Linked DNA regions of Mus musculus: region 2 is linked to region 1. The links are chromatin loops, found by intact Hi-C in ENCODE. Cell type or tissue: left cerebral cortex. All regions are shown on one strand.

The links. Hi-C counts contacts between places; a loop is a spot of excess contacts. Peaks named below come from ENCODE experiments on the same cell type or tissue, not always from the same donor. Only the 100,000 strongest peaks of a DNase experiment are listed, where the experiment ranks them.
Region 2: a loop joins it to region 1, with 9 times the contacts of the local background. A loop is called at or near these places in 6 of 42 quality-filtered maps.

The regions. Positions count from the first base shown.
Region 1 is chr16:59,679,492-59,687,491 of GRCm38, reverse strand. It overlaps Epha6 (Eph receptor A6), which reads left to right. Exons shown (of 18, transcript NM_007938.2): 15 at 4,734-4,883. Among named protein-coding and RNA genes, the nearest start is that of Arl6, 44 kb to the right of the region's middle. In left cerebral cortex, a CTCF peak has its summit at 3,889 (motif pointing left); DNase peaks (open chromatin) are centred at 2,229, 2,627, 3,367, 3,845 and 2 more places; H3K27ac peaks cover 1,108 bases.
Region 2 is chr16:60,601,513-60,609,512 of GRCm38, reverse strand. It overlaps Epha6 (Eph receptor A6), which reads left to right and starts at 3,982. Exons shown (of 18, transcript NM_007938.2): 1 at 3,982-4,649. The coding sequence starts at 4,265. It overlaps Gm9017 (a long non-coding RNA gene), which reads right to left and starts at 2,797. Exons shown (of 3, transcript XR_384917.4): 1 at 2,683-2,797; 2 at 409-481. In left cerebral cortex, CTCF peaks have their summits at 3,002 and 4,286; DNase peaks (open chromatin) are centred at 3,041, 3,893, 4,209, 4,778 and 1 more place; H3K4me3 peaks cover 5,408 bases; H3K27ac peaks cover 2,967 bases.

The DNA.
Region 1 (8,000 bases):
CTGTTGATGGGAACCTGGGCTGATTCTCTGATTGGGCTATTGTGAATAATCCTCCAATAAGCGTGAATGTGAGAGAATCCCTGTGGTGCAATAACTGAGACTTCAAGAATATAACTACAAGCACTGTGGCTATATCATGTGGTAGCTCATTTTAGTTTGCTTGTTAATTTGTTTGTTTTTACTGATTTCCATAGGGACTAAATTTACTTTCCTACCAGACTGAATAAAAGTTCCTTTCCCTCTCTCTCATTTAGCATTTGTAGTTTTCTCTCTTGATGATAGCCATTCTGATTATGGTGAGATAAAACCTCCTTGTAATTTTGATTTGCCTTTTTCTGATAACTAAAGATGCTCAACATTTTCCCATACATTTACTGGGTATTTGACTGTTCTGTGATGCTGAATCTTTAGAGTCTCAAGACTTCAAAGACAGATTTATAAGAAAAGGAAAGCTTCCAAAGAACTTATTGTCCATTCGAAATCTTTTTTCTTTGGGTTAAAATGATCAATTCCAATGAATGAGAAATGGAGGATTTTTTTCAAATGTCTTTGCTTTCTCTGGATCATTTTTTGTTAGATTTTAGTATTAAGTCTTTGTGATTTTACTACCTATCTATTAACTGGTCTCTTGCGAGAACAGCCCTACGTTCTAAAATTTAGATGTGAAATAGATCTGAATATAGCTGCATTGTGGTGTGCTGGACATGCACACATATACACATGTGCAGACTCCTTATTCTGTTACATCCTCACCTTTACATCCGCAGCACACTACCTACTTGTTGGGTAACAAGCTTTGAATATAATTTGGAAAACAGGGTAAAAATCTTCCCTAGTGATAGTTTCAGTAGCCTCAGTGTCTCTGACTTCCTGTCCCCTCTTTGTTCCTCAGTGATTAAGCTTGCTATGTAAGAGAGGAATCAGTAGCGAAAATGTTTCTGGATCCCGGCTAGTCCCTTTGATTAGCATCCTTTCTTCTCTGGCTCACTAACCATATGGTGAAAACAACTAGCCATGATTGTGGTTTCAAATCTAAAGAATGATACTATTTGTTCATTCCTGCAACCTGAAGCAAGCATCTGGTGGTTAGAGCTTCCTGAAATAACAGAAAACATGAAAGACCAAAAAAAAAAAAAGCACTTCAGTGCTCAGGGGTGAAAACATGTAGACAAGATTAATCCACAGTGTAAGTTAGTCCATTTTATTAAAAGGATGGGAGCCAGGGGGAAGGGGTCTCTTCAGAGGACTCAGAGGACCTGAATCTCAATCCCCAGGATACACATAAAGCTATGTAAGGCAGCATACATATGTAATCCACACCTACAGTGAGATGGGAGGTAGAGACAGGATGCACCCCAGAAGCTTGGGAGCCAGGGACCTGACTGCAGCTGTACATCACCAAACAACAAAGAGAGCCTGCCTTAAACAACATGGAAGGTGGGGGCTGATGCCTGAGTTTGTTCTCTGACCTCCACACGGATGCTCCCCACATGTGCTACGGCACATGAGCACCCTCACTCTCTCACACACATGCAAGCATGCAAACACATCTACACACTATATAAACACACTGTACATGCATACAAAAGATACTTCTACTTCTTTTAATGTAAGAATTGGAAACGGTGCCCAAGGCTTAAGGCTCCCATCCCTTTTCCCTCATGTTACAACTAGAAATAAACTATATTTAGTATTCTTCATCAGAAGAAGAAAATATGCATTGCACGTCTCCTTATCTCTGTCGCATGTGAGCTCAGAAGCGTCCCAGTTTCTGCCCACTATTAGATTTATGCATTTTGTTACTTAAAATTATGTTTTCCACATTAAACGTCTGTCCCATTTTCCCCTGTATATTATTTTAAGATTATTCTGGCTTACACTTTCCATTTCCAGACAACACTAGGCAAAGAATTTGAAATAAAGATATACTGTTCATTTTTCAGTGGTGTTCATTTGAACAAGTATTGAACAAGGTTCATTTTTTTTATTGGGGTCGTGTAACAATTAGTCTGCCAGAGTTGCCATGAGAAAATACCACCAACTGGGTGTCCTAAACACCAGAAATGTATTCTTTGTAGTTCGTTCTGGCGTCCAAGACCAAGATGTCAGCAAGTGAGGCTCTTCTGGAAGCTTCTCCAGCTCACAGGCAGCTGGCTCCTTCCCAAGCATGTCCCCACATGGCCTTTTCTCTGTGCCTGCAGAGTCTTTGCTGTATCTGCATCCCCCTGTGGGGACACCAGTCGTATTGGGTTATACTTTTATGGCTTGATTTAACCTGAATTTCTCTTCTAAGTCTCTTTTAATATAGTCACACAGTGAGTTAGGGCTTCCATGGGTGAATTTAGAATGAATGCCGTTCACAACAGGTAGCAATGTGGCTTGTCAAATGTCTTTAATATCTTCCCTTTAGGGAGAAGAGAAAAAAAAATCTCAAGAAGAAAACTGATAAAATTCACCTTTCCATGTGAACGTTGTCTGATATACAAATTTATATGAATCTGCAAATCACTTGGATAAGGATATTATTTATGAGACAATAGGTAAATTGAACATGAAGTCTCGGTTAGCTGTGGCTTTGCAGTATTTCAAGGAATACACTGAGACTTAACACAGGGGCAGGAGAGTAGGTGTGATCATACCAGCTGCCTTAGAATGTTCCTGAATGTTCAGGGACAGCATGCTTACAACATCGTATTCTCAGTACATTTGACTAGGACTTGCCAAATTTAACAAATCAAAATATAGGGTGCATATTTCAACTACAGAAGAAAAAAAAAGATGGTTGATTTATTCATTTATGGCAAATGCTAACCTCATTTGATAATTGGGACACACCATTCCATAAAACTCCATCATGGGGTATATTTACCCTTAAAAAAAAATAAAGAACAAGTATTTGGTATTTGTGTAGAATTCACTTAACTGTGGGTGCTGTGTGATTGTTGTTTGTTTGTTTGTTTTTCTGGCAAACTTAAATTATGTTAAAGATCGAATCTTTGGGGATGGGGGTGTGGAGAGGTGGCTTAGACTCCACAGTCTCTTTCACACGTGGCTTGTGTGAGAAGCTTAAGGAAAAAAATAAAAATAATGACACCTTTCCCCTTTCCTGCCCTCCACCTACCCACCCAGTTACATTGCTTTCACTAACTTCATAAATGTAATTTTCTAGTCCTTATTACAAGGTTTTTAAAAGACCTATGCCCCCTAAAGCACGGAAAACCTAGGCGTTAGGCTCCTGTCCAAGCTGCTGCCATGATAGATGACTACAATATATCATGTTAAAATATTAAAATCAGTTATGTACCCAACTCTGCAGCTGAAGTATTTTCGTGTCTCTAGCAAGGCCCCATCATCTCATCGTGTGGCTACACAAGTAGACTTCAGATACTAATTCTTCATCTCTGAACATCTCACTCACCTGTAAAAGCAGAGGACTGGATTTAAGTTGTTTTCCCAAGGGTCCTAACAATCCCCTCCAGACATCTCTGAAGTGAGGGTTTCGCTAATTCTCTCATTTGCCTTATGAAGCCTAAATTGTTCCAACTTCAGATGAATCTTTTTTTCGCTTGAAGTTCATCGTGTTTCAATTGTTAAATAATTAAGGATTATAGTACTGGAGATTTTCACCTTTAATAGATGTTTCCCAACCCATAAATTCATCAATGATGAAAGAAAATACAGACTTTATTCTCTGCTCCTCCCCCACACTTCCCTTAACACAGATTTTGTGCACATTGCGAGCTCAGATGCTGTGCGCATGAAAATGCTGATGATGTTGAAACAGTCCCACAGTGGCGGGTTCTGACTGATGAAAATAATTTTGTTGGAACTGAAGCCTATCTCCCCGGTTTGAGTTAGATGGACCCGCTTCTTGTTCTCTACCGCCATCTAGTGGCACAAGGGTCGCCACATCTGTGCAACATGGCAATTCGGAGATTACTACAAATTGAATGGATGAATTGTTTTATTCTTGTCATCACAGTAAAATGGGATTTACAGAGTGTTTCAACAGATAAAATGTAATAAATGTTAATAAAAGTTAAGTATAACACAATGACAGATGTTAGCATCTAAGCAGTATAAATTTGTGCAATTTAATCTTTTTATGATGTTCAGACATAAACTTGAACACTGAAGGAAAAGATGCAATGTACCTTAACGGGTGAAAAATAGAACTTTTTATACACCTCTGATTTTGTATCATGGCAAAGATTTAAAAATTAGTAATAATAAATGTAATCAAGGCTGAGGAAAAGCAAGAAAATTCCATCCTCTTAAATGTGGAGTTGGTACCGGCTATTCAGCCTGTTTAACCATTTGTCTTCAACTAGAATAGAGCTTTAGCCTCATTATTATTTATAAACGTAATACAGTGCTTAATGAGTGTTGAATAACATTTAGTTTTTAATGTCCCATAATCTGGAACTTTCTCCAAATGGCATAATAGTGTGTTTAATTGTGTGAATCTAAAGTAAAAATAAATTTCTCTAATGAATGAAATAAAATCCTTCTAAAATGAGACTTTTCCCCCATGAAAGCTTTTTTTTTCCTGAATAACAATTATCAGGGGGAAATTTCTGCCATTTAACATTATCCAAGCTCTCTATTCTAATTTAAAGCGTCAACAGTATTATCAAGCACTTAGGAAAGGCAAACAAGAGACCTCTGAACAGAGTGCCTGTGTCTTAATATACTTGGGAACCATCTGAGAAATATCCTATTTGTTTTTTCAGGGAGGGAAAATCCCTATACGGTGGACAGCCCCAGAAGCTATTGCTTACAGAAAGTTCTCCTCAGCCAGTGACGCGTGGAGCTACGGGATTGTCATGTGGGAGGTGATGTCCTATGGAGAGAGACCGTACTGGGAAATGTCCAACCAGGATGTAAGTACCTGGACACTTCTGCCATTTTGTGAGATGGGGAACATCCCTCTCTTTCAATTCTCTCTCAGGTTAACCCTTGTCTTGCTGACAGTTTCATAGGAGACTAGAGGGAGAAGGGACCTGAGAATATGCAGAAGATTCTAGCCCTAGTTGACTGGGTGAGCTGGGCTTTGTTCCATGCTGGGCACACATCTTACCTGAAACACTCTCAGCACTGCTTACCTATAGTTAAACAAAAGAAAGAGTAATATTGACTTTTTATTTCAACCGTGGGGCAATTCCGTGTACCACTGCAAAGTCCAAACCAGCCTAAGCTAGATTTAGACTTTCAAGGGAGAGTGAATGCTTTAAGGCACTATCAGTAAATGTCATCTCACAAGGTCCCTTTGAGATACGTAATCTTTCGTGTCATCTTTTTTTTTCCCTTTGGTTGTTTTATCTGTAGCAATTACATTTGTGGTTGATAACATTACAGAACAGAATAGTTCATACACGTAGCCTCTATGATCTGCCTGCAGTCATAGAGACAGTAATCAGAATAACAGACATTCCAACAATGGAAGAGGGCGATGTCAGAGCAGACAAATGTGGGCCTCGTCTAAGAATCCAGGGCTGTTAATTGTCTTGCCTTCTCCAGTGCACCTTGTGGTTTCTAAAGCTATAGCGATTGGAAGTAAACACTGATATGATTTTGAATGTCCATAGATGCAAAGATAGCTAGTTACTGGACTGTAAATCATCCCTAAACATACACGAAGCATAACCAGTGTAGCATCACATTTCTTTACTCCAACTAAAAACTTACAGCCCCCCCCCTTACAAACCTCCACACCTCACATTTTTCTAGTACAGATTCCAGTTTCTGCACCTTTTGTAGTTGTGCAACAGCTACAGAGTCTTTCAGTTTCACAGATTTGTTTTGTTGTTGTTGTTGTTGTTGTTGTTGTTGTTGTTGTTTCAGACAGGTCTCACTATGTACTCTGGTTGACCTGGAACTCACTACATAGACCAGGCTGGTCTCAAACTCCAAGAGATCCACCTGACTCTGCCTCCTGAGTGCTGGGATTCTAAAGGCATAAGTGTGGTTAGATTTCTGGCCACAATTGATGCTTCTACTAACATAGAGAATTGCTTTTGCAACTGAGTCCTGCTTCACTGTCTAGAAATCTACTGACTGATCATGGAGAATGCCAACACCGGATACCTATAAAACAGCAGGGAAAAGACCACATGAGCAGTCATTGCGCTTGAAAGCACAATGTCAAACACAAAGCCGGGATAGCAGGGTCCCCCAGAACATCTGGAACATCTGGAACACACAGTGTGCATTGCCAGCAACCTCTGTACCATACCCATCACTGGGGCATTTTAGAGCCGTGTCATGACGAGAATTCTGTATTCTCTAGGAGAGTTTTATGTAATGAGCCTCTCACCCTGTGACTGAACCTTTTTGTTGTTTGGGGGGTGGTTGTTGTTTGTTTGTTTGTCTGTAGTGGATGTCAATTCATAAAAGCCTTTTCCAGCACTTCCTGAGTTAAACTTCCAACTAGAAACTTGTTCCATTACTACCAGAGCCTCCACTTTGGATTATGCTTTTGTTTTATTTTTTGTTGCTTATTTGTACTTCTTAAGAACCAGGTAGCTACGTCCTGTAAGCCCCAAATTCCGTCACTATAATACCCACTTTAACCCTGACGCATTGCTCTCATATGTATTCTGTCGAGGGTAAACTAATCCATCCCAGCAATCCCAGAATCGATTTCTCTTCAGCACTGCTTCTTGTCTAGAGTCTCGCGATAATGGGTTCTTCGCGCTTTTAGATTGCAGCCGTGGTAAACTTTTATAACAAGCCATGGCCATGGCCGAGGAAAGCAAGGAATGACTGTGACTTGTATGTTGGTTTGTTTGAGTTCACACAGCTTCCTGTTTGGGACTGGTGATCTCCTGCCCCTGTAGAGTCCCTGTCTGAACAGTTAGGAGAAAGACTAGAAATGAAATAAATAAGCAAAAGTATAATATGTGGCCTGACACTAATGGGAATAAGACAAATGAGGAAGATAAGACCCTCCGGGCTTGGATTTGATTTATTTTATGAGACTCTCTCATGAAAGTCATTCACTTAAAGCAATAAGAGTCCTAATTAGTCCTTCTTATTAGACACCCAGAGGGAGCCATTCTAATAGAAGGCTGACCAAGAGGAAGAGCCATTTCTTGAGTTTCCTGATCCCTAGAATTTCTTTCCTCCTGGGACCCATTGCAGGCACAGATTTGGCAAGCATAGCCATGCTGATGTGGACTCTGATTCGGTCACGTAAGCTGCTTAGACTTTGAGAGTGCCTCAGTTTCATGAGTTAATTAAAAAATAAAGACATGAGTTAAGGTCTTCCCAATGTGCCTTCTCATCATAAGATGCTGTAATTTTATAATCTGTGAGGAGATGCTGATAGCAAAGAAAAGACTCATGGTCTCCCTTCTCCAGTATAGCCTTCTCCCGATCTCTGCTGAGCTGCCAAAAGTAGACAGGATTTTCATAAAGCAGAGCAGGTACAAGTGAGGATGCCAGACCACAAGACAGATTGCTTAGGGAGGCAGCTTCTATGGGGAATGGCCCAATTGTGCCATTTCAACTCAGACGGCCATGTAAATTGTCCTTAATTGTTGCCTAGAATGGTCCAGAGCCTGCTTTCAGCCTCTTCCTGCCTGGATTGTGCCCAACAATTCGCCCAGCAGTTCTGGCCATAGATCTTGATGATCAGCATCCAATATGACCATTTAGAGAGTGATTTTGTCTATTAAGCCTCATTTGGCCACATGGGCTCCATCTGGAGCAGGAGAGGATACTACAGCCAGGAATCACCTGACACCAAGCCCGTTCTCATTTGTTCTCAACACCAGGCTGAACTTTTTCTCCACACAGAGCCAAAGGAGGGTCTCAGTGGCCGTGGTTTCCCTGTCTTCTGTGTGTGACCAAAGGATATTCAAGGAAGAGTCTGAGGGGGGAGGGTAGATTTGGGGGCTGAATTGGGGGAGTCAAATCTTAAGGCCTTTGGATCTACACATTACTAGATGGAAGCAGAATGAGCTAAAATCTTTTATGTTTCATGAATACCTTCCTCT
Region 2 (8,000 bases), 920 kb before region 1:
CCAGTAAAAAGTATCATTCAGTTGTGTATATCCATAGTGAAAACTTAATCCCTTAAAACCAGATATTTCGTGACATCTTTAAGGATCAGAACTCTTTATTTTTGCTTCTTCTTTCTTGACCTTAGAGAATGCAAATTACTGGTGTAAATTGATTAATTTACTTTTCTCCCAGAATAACATACTTGAGACTTTCTCCAGCCTTGAAACATGCTGTGGATTAAACAGCATAATCCTTCTTGTTTTCCCTCGAGGAATTAATTGCAGGTTAAATCTCCACTCTTTTCATCATTTTACAAAGCAAATAGCAATAGGCATTGTGAAGGCTGTTATTTCTACACTAAGTGAATCGTTGGGCTGGAATTTTTTGTCATATATCTTTCACTTAATAAAAATTTAATCATTTCTTACCTGAAACCCGATCCCATATATCTTGAAGAACAATGTTCTGAAGGAATACAAAAGAATTCTGAACAATATAGCTCTGAAAAATGGGACATGAATGCTTTTATGAATATGGGTATGATTCAAATAGACAAGTGCAGATAAATCTACATGAATATTGCATCTGGTTCTTTGAGCGGCTTATAATTTTGAAACTGTCACATGTCAGCAAATATAAAACACTGCCAAAATATCAAAACAGAAGTGGATCTCCACTTCCTGCAATTTCATCTAGTTCATATAGGATACTCATGACTGTTTTTCCTAGTGATGATTTCTTTTTATTTTATTGAAAAATAGATTTTTTTCTCACATAAATATATCATGATTTTTGGACTCCTCACCACCTCCCTTCCCATTTGGGCCTACACCATTTCTGTCTCTTGTTAGAGAGCAAACAGGCTTTTAAGTGCTAATAAAATATAACATAATACAAAAAAGTCATCATATCAAAGTTGGATAAAGCAGCAGAAGGAAAAGAGCCCTAGGACATGACACAGGAAGCAAGACCCTCAGGAATTTCAACAAAACACTGAACTAGAAGCCACACTCTATTCACAGAGGCTCCATGCATGCTGCATGGGGTCTCACTGAGTTCCTATGCGTTCTGCTCATATTGGTTGAGAGGGCCTTATTATCTCTGTGCCCTCTTTCCCCTCTGGCTCTTATACTCTGCCTCTTCCTCCACCAGGTTCATTGACCTCTAAGAGGAGGAGTTTGATGTAGATGTCCCACCTAGTTTAGGGCTGAGTACTCCAAGGCAGGTTTATGAAGCACATTATTTTTATTCATACAAAATAGTTTACCATTAACTCTCCCCCGAGAGGAGAAAAGTCGGCATATGGAAAAAAAAAAACTTTAGAATGTATACATGTATGTATACTTGGTAAGGAACCTTTAGAATGTATATATGTATATATTCTTGGTAAGGAACCTTTAGAATGTAATACATGTATGTATACTTGGTGAGGATAGAAATGGACAAATTGATTTATTTAAAAAATGTTACTACCAAGTTGGAATTAATAGACAGACTCCAAGTCATGGCTCACTCTTCTATTAAAAGAATGTCCTTAAGACTGTCTATGATCAATGGTCATGACAAAAACTACCATGTCTTTATCTCTGAAAAAAAAAAAACAGTAAGAGACAGTATCAGAGTATTTCTAAACATATGACAGGTGCTTAATCCTGAAGTTTTTTTTCTTAAAAAGCTAAAATTAATAAGACAGTCATCATCTGCATACACAATACATATTCTGTGACGCTCTACCATGGCGTATTTAAACAAATAATTCAGACAAGGCAAACAGCTGATACAGGAGAAGTTCAGTTCCCTCAAATGTCAGAGTTATGTTGAAACTTCTGTTTCATACATTGCATTTTGCTGTGCAATTGAGCTTGAGACTTGGGAAGTGACACACACCTTTGTTTTTCTTCTTTTCCTTTCTTCGTTTTCTTTTCATTAGAATCACTCCCATTTAATATGATTTTTAGAAAAGCTTCTTACAGTTCAATTGTTTATAACCAACTCTTTCAAATTTACCATTCAAATAAAACACGAAAGCTTGAGTTTAGATGTTCATTTATAAATGTGATACTGATATTATGTTCATTTTTCCACTGAGCAAATGTACAAAAGAATTATGATTTATCATCAGTCCACCAACATATTCGTTATACACTCTGAAATCATTAGATAGGCAGAATGCCAGGTGCTGCACTCATGTAGAGTTTTACCTTACACCTGAGTGAGTAAACTAAATTGAATTTACAAGCACCTATGTCATTAGTTAGTATCAGTAACACTGGAAATATGAGTAGTGAAATCAGATTACCCTACTGTAAACACGAGTATAGGAACTCCATCTTTGTAGGTGTGATTTGCACGCATTTAAATTGGCATGGACATCTTTGAAAACAAGCTGTGTATGAATTCATAATGAGCGTGAGAGTAGCCACCAATCAGAAAGTGTCATTACCCTGTGGTTCCCACTTGCACGTTTCATTACTCTTTTGGATTCTGAGCTTTCCTTGCTCCTCTCTCTTTCCTTCTGATTGACTGTAAGGCATGGACTGAAATCCTTAAACTAGGATCCGAGCCACAAACAGCACTGAGCAGCGCGGAAATCCGAGGAAACCCTGCTTTCATTTCCAGCATTCCTGGTAAAACGTTGACCCTAGACCTACAACATTTAAGGTTCCTGTCACAACTATTCCCGACCTGAACCCTCCACCCACCTGAAAATTATCCTCTGAAATTCGCTTCACTTTTCTCCAGCGTCATCAAAAACCCTTCCTAGTGCTATTGAAGAAAGAAAAAGAAAAAGAAAAAAAAGCCTTACTCAGGCTTGATAATCTGCTCCTCTTCAATAAAGAAAACGATAATAATGTTAACAAATACACTACAGAAAATCCAACGCCAGTGATAAGCGCCTTAACAAACATTGTAAGTTTAACCTGAAAGCATCCTTCAGCTTTTTCCGCAGGTTTAGCCTGCTCTTCCACCTGCGAGCAGTGGAGGAATTTTTGTTGTCTACTAACCCCCTCTAGCGCCGAATTGGCTGCACCCGAGCCACAGCTGCTGTCAGACGGGAGATCGCTCGGCTCCACCGAGCTCAGCAGAGCTCTAGGGCCCTGCCCTCCACGCACCCCTCTCGGCCGGCAGCAGGGCGACAGCTTGGAGACTGCAGGTGGCAACACCACTTCCCATCAGCTAGTCCCGTGCCTCGGCCCAGGGCGGGGTCCCACCAAGTAAGTAGCCAGTGAACCGGCTTAGGAGAGCCCGGACCTGGGAGACAGGGTATTGAGAAGGGGCATCCGGAGCAAGGAGAGCGCACCGGCCCCCGCGGGCTGCCTTGGACTTGACCACGCACTGCTCAGACCTTGGGCTGCTCCCAGCTTCTAGCCCGACGCCACCGCGGAAAGGCAGACTTATCCAGGCCCCTGGAAGCCCCGCACCAAAGCTGCTATGAAGATGCTAATGACCTCCATGGCGAAGTCACCACCTTATGCGGAATGCTAAGACTTGGGGAAGCCAAGGCGCCAGGCACCAGTAGACTTCCAGCGCTCAGTGACTCCTCTCTGTAGCCTCTTCTCTCCCTATGCTTTCCAAGGACTCAGAACGGGAGAGGTGGCCACAAACCTCGGTGGCCAAGTTTGGGAGGCTAGCACTCAGACACGTCAGGGCTGACCACTACCTTCGCCAAGCTGTGCCCCGGGGCCAGGAGCGCTGACCTGCAACCCTCACCCTTTCTGGTAGCAGAAATGTCTCCAAGGGAAAGGTGGTGTCCAGAGCTGAGAGCACATCGTTACATGGGGGAGGGGGGACGCAAGTGCTTGGGGGACTAAGGTAGCTTCCGTGATACCCAATAAACAGCTGCTACGGCCGAGGGGGGCGGCGCAGATGCCGCCGAGTCGGTGGTCACGAGGCGACACTCAGCCCAGGCTACTCAGTCAAGAGGCTGAGTGCTCAGTCCGCCCCTCCCAGGGACCACTTGAGATCCCGCTGAGCCTCAGTCGCTGGGTTTCCCAGACACCAGACACATGAAAGTTCTGGATGCCCAGACTACCCTTACTATCTGCTGTGCCTCCTCTGCTCTGGGGTCTGTAAGTGCCCACTTGGATGCAGAGAGCACTTGGGTCCCCAGAACTGCACCTTCACTACCCGTCCAAACGTCCCTACCCATCCCCAGTACCGGCCTAGAGCCACCCTCCCCCGTCCACCATCCCCTCCCCCAAACTAGAGCCTGAGCTCGCTCTTGCGCGCGCGCTCTCCTGGGCCCAAGTGAATAGTCCTCGCTCGAGCGGGACACGGTGGTGGATGCAATTCCCCTCGCCTCCAGCCGCCAGGAGCTCCCCGGCGGCGCAGGCAGCATCGTCCCCGCAAGCAGCTGCTCCAGCACCTGGGCAGCCTGGACCCTCGTGCCCTGCGCACCGGGCCTCGCGCGGGGGGCGCCCCGGGACTTCCCCTGCGGACCGGGTGGAGGAGGAAGAGGAGGAGGAGGAAGAAGAAGAGAGCTTGGTTCAGGACCCCCACGCTACTAGGAACACCTGGCTGCGCTGCTGCCACTTCTTTTTAAGGAGGAGAAGAGAACCAACCAGAGCCATGGGGGGCTGCGAAGTCCGGGAATTTCTTTTGCAATTTGGTTTCTTCTTGCCCCTGCTAACGGCTTGGACCGGCGACTGCAGTCACGTCTCCAACCAAGGTAAGGGACAAACAGAAGGGTTGGAGGAGGGTGCCCCGAGTACACTTGTCCACTACTGCAGGTAACTTTGTCCCTGGGTCAGCTCCTCTGGACTTGCCACACTCTGAGTTCCAGGGAGCCCTGATTAGACCACCCGGGTCCAGCGGGCCCCTGGGGCTTTGATCTCTTCAGTCTCTTGAATTCTTTCTGAAGCTCAGACATCCTCAGCACTTGGGTTCCTTCCTGGCAGTTGCCTGATTGCTCCCACTTGCGCAGTCTCCACTGGAGGTCAAGCTTCATGGCACAGACCTAACTGCTTCATGGAGATCTTTCACTAAATGGCAACGTGTGGATTCTCTTCCACAGCAGATTACAAAAAAAAGGTCATGACTTTTTTCTATACACCTGTAACCAATGATCAGCCTGTTTTCCTCCAGTAACTATGGGTCGACCTTACCCTATCTTAGTTTCTGAACTCTACCATTTACTTCGTGAAAATATCCATAGAACAGATGCTCACGGATCGCTGTTAGTGCTTCTCTCTTCTGAAAGAACTGGGCAAACAAGTGTTAAATCTGAAATTCCAAGTTATGAATAATCGATTCATAAAGTCTAGTTGCTGTCCAATTTTTAGAGGACTTTATCAGTGGATAGTGGAAAGAGGAAGGCAAACATTGTGTGAGGGAAAAAAATGATGAGAAGCATGTAAAATATTTGAATATTTTCTTTACTTCCACTCAGTCTTCCATGAGATGTATCTATTTTGATCCCTGCTATGCATGTTTAAAGATATAGAAAACATTACCTGCATGTTCTTGATTGATTTTACACTAGGTATCAAACAGCCATAAAAGTTTTCCAGCAGGTACCTGGCTGGATGCTCTCACTGATACGGTAGGATCACCAATATGTCACCTGTTAGCAAAGACTCTCTACACAGACTTCAAATGTAATACAGTGTTGATCAGTTACGTTTTCCATTTATTATGGAAGATCTATGTGTAATGTTCTAGAGAACATTAGCTGAAAGTACAAATAGAGGTCAGATTATAGTGTGCTTTGTGTGTGATAGGTAGGAGGTTGAGGGAAGACAAGCCAAACATCGAAGGCTTACTTTTGTTATACTCGCGTATGGCCATATTATTTTATCTAGAAAGGAAATAGTTATCCAGATGTTCCTGTTTATAAGCAATACTATTGATGTGTTTTACTTATTACTTTTTATCTGACAAAATGCAATCACAATTTTTCTTTTGGTAAAAAAAAAAAAAAAAAAAAAAAAAAAAAAAAAAAAAAACGTTATCCCTGTGAGTTTGACATGTCACATAAGTGACAGTTATAATTCCACTCTCTTCAGACTGCATCCCTCATTTGGATTATTGGTATTAATTACCCAGAAGTAGTTTAGTTGACTCCTGTGAAAATACAAAGAGTTTAAAAAAAATAACCTGAAATTATTTACTTGCCCTTTCATTTGAAAGGAAACAATTTTTAAGAGTGAGGACATCAGATATATTTTAATACTAGAACTGTCAACTACCGGAATTAAACATGTGTGTACTATGAGATTCAAGTTTACTACAAAGTTTGAAGTGATTCCAGCCTAGGATTTCCTTGATAGTTAATGCCTGTAGTACCTAAGTAAGTCAGCATCAATCCTAGGCCCTGGCTGGATGCAGACAAATAAAACACATATGAACATCCCCCAAATAAAGCACCATTCTACTGAAGCATGCCGTGCCGAACGATCACATTACAGATATTTATATCAAATGCAAAAGCCTAGTTGTGGAGTTTCCTAACCTCTTAGAGTAATTTTTTTATTTCCTTCTTTGTCTTAGTGAAATTTAATGATTTTTAAACCTAAAGTAAATAGGAAACATCTGAAACATAGTGCTTGTTTCAACTAGCTTAACTTAATGGTTGGGAGTATTTCTCAGCTATCCCATCAACTAAAACTGGCTATTAGGTATCACCAGATAAAACTGTTAACTTGAATTTGTAGTAATGCATTAAAATACAAGTATAAATTTACTAGTACTCAAAAATAAAGTTGGATAAAATTGGGATTGTTCTCTAATGCGAAGTTACAAAATATGATCATATTTTTTTATCAGGAATAAATGGTTATTTGTAATATTATAGTGATTAGAGATTTTGCCTGGCAAACTTAAGAGAACACTCAAATATTAAAATAATCATACAAATGAGTGATAAATTATTAGCCTTCTATATACTGCTCTTCTGAGTACTTTAGAGTAAGTTTGTTAACCTATAATTTCATAAAGAGACAGCAAATTGAACATTAATGCTTGTCTATTTAAATGTAGAATGTTGCAGAATTATATGAACAGCACAAAATGATAGACGTAAAATTTACATTTAGTGGTAATAGATATAAACATAAATGTCAGATATGTGATTAATACTTAGTTTTCAGCAAATACTTTTCACATTGCTCATAATTTTATTAAGATTTTAGTTTTGAAGCCTATTTTATATAGAGCAAGTTTTCATTTTTCTATAACCTTCATTCGTGATTAAGGACATTCACGAAATGAAATGTCATTGCTCTGTGTCTATTTTTACCAAATGATTATATATAAAATCCTTCATGGATGAATAGATTGGATTCACCCTCTGACCTCCTACCCCATCTTCCATACTAAGTCAGAGTCAATGATGCTGAAGAGAACTGAACTACCTCCCTCTTCAGATCAACCTAAGGGAAACCTCCCTACAGAGAAGGCTTCCTGCCTTTAAACTGACTGTAGAGCTCTGTGCTGTAAAGACAAAATAAATCAGATTGAATCTTTCTTTCTATTACCCATTGCTCTTTGAATCAATATGAAAGTAATGTTTCTTCCCATATCACATCGTCTGATTAAGCAGAAACATGATTTGTATTGGACTGTCTTTCATATGCCACTATTTTCTCTTGTATTTAAAAATCACAGTATTTTCGAGGTATCAGCAATTTTTATTTAAAACTTGCATTTTAATCTCTGAGTGTATATATATATATATATATATATATATATATATATATATATACTTGTATCTATTTACTAGTGAATATAAAACCAAGCTTGCTTCCTCTGTAAGTTAAGCAAGTATAATCAATTATAGTGGCTACTGGCCATCAGGGGTCTATTTATTCAAAGATTACTCTCCTTTGTAGTCTGAATGAGTTGATACATCTCTTGGGGTGCTCATGTTTATAAAAATAATCAATTGCATGCAAAATGATTCATTCAGTCAACTTGTTTGGCTACATGAAAGAGTGAATTTATTTTATTATCCCCGATGTGTGATATGACTAGTTTCCAGACAATCCTGGACAAACACAAGTACCAGGTAGCCATGGCACAC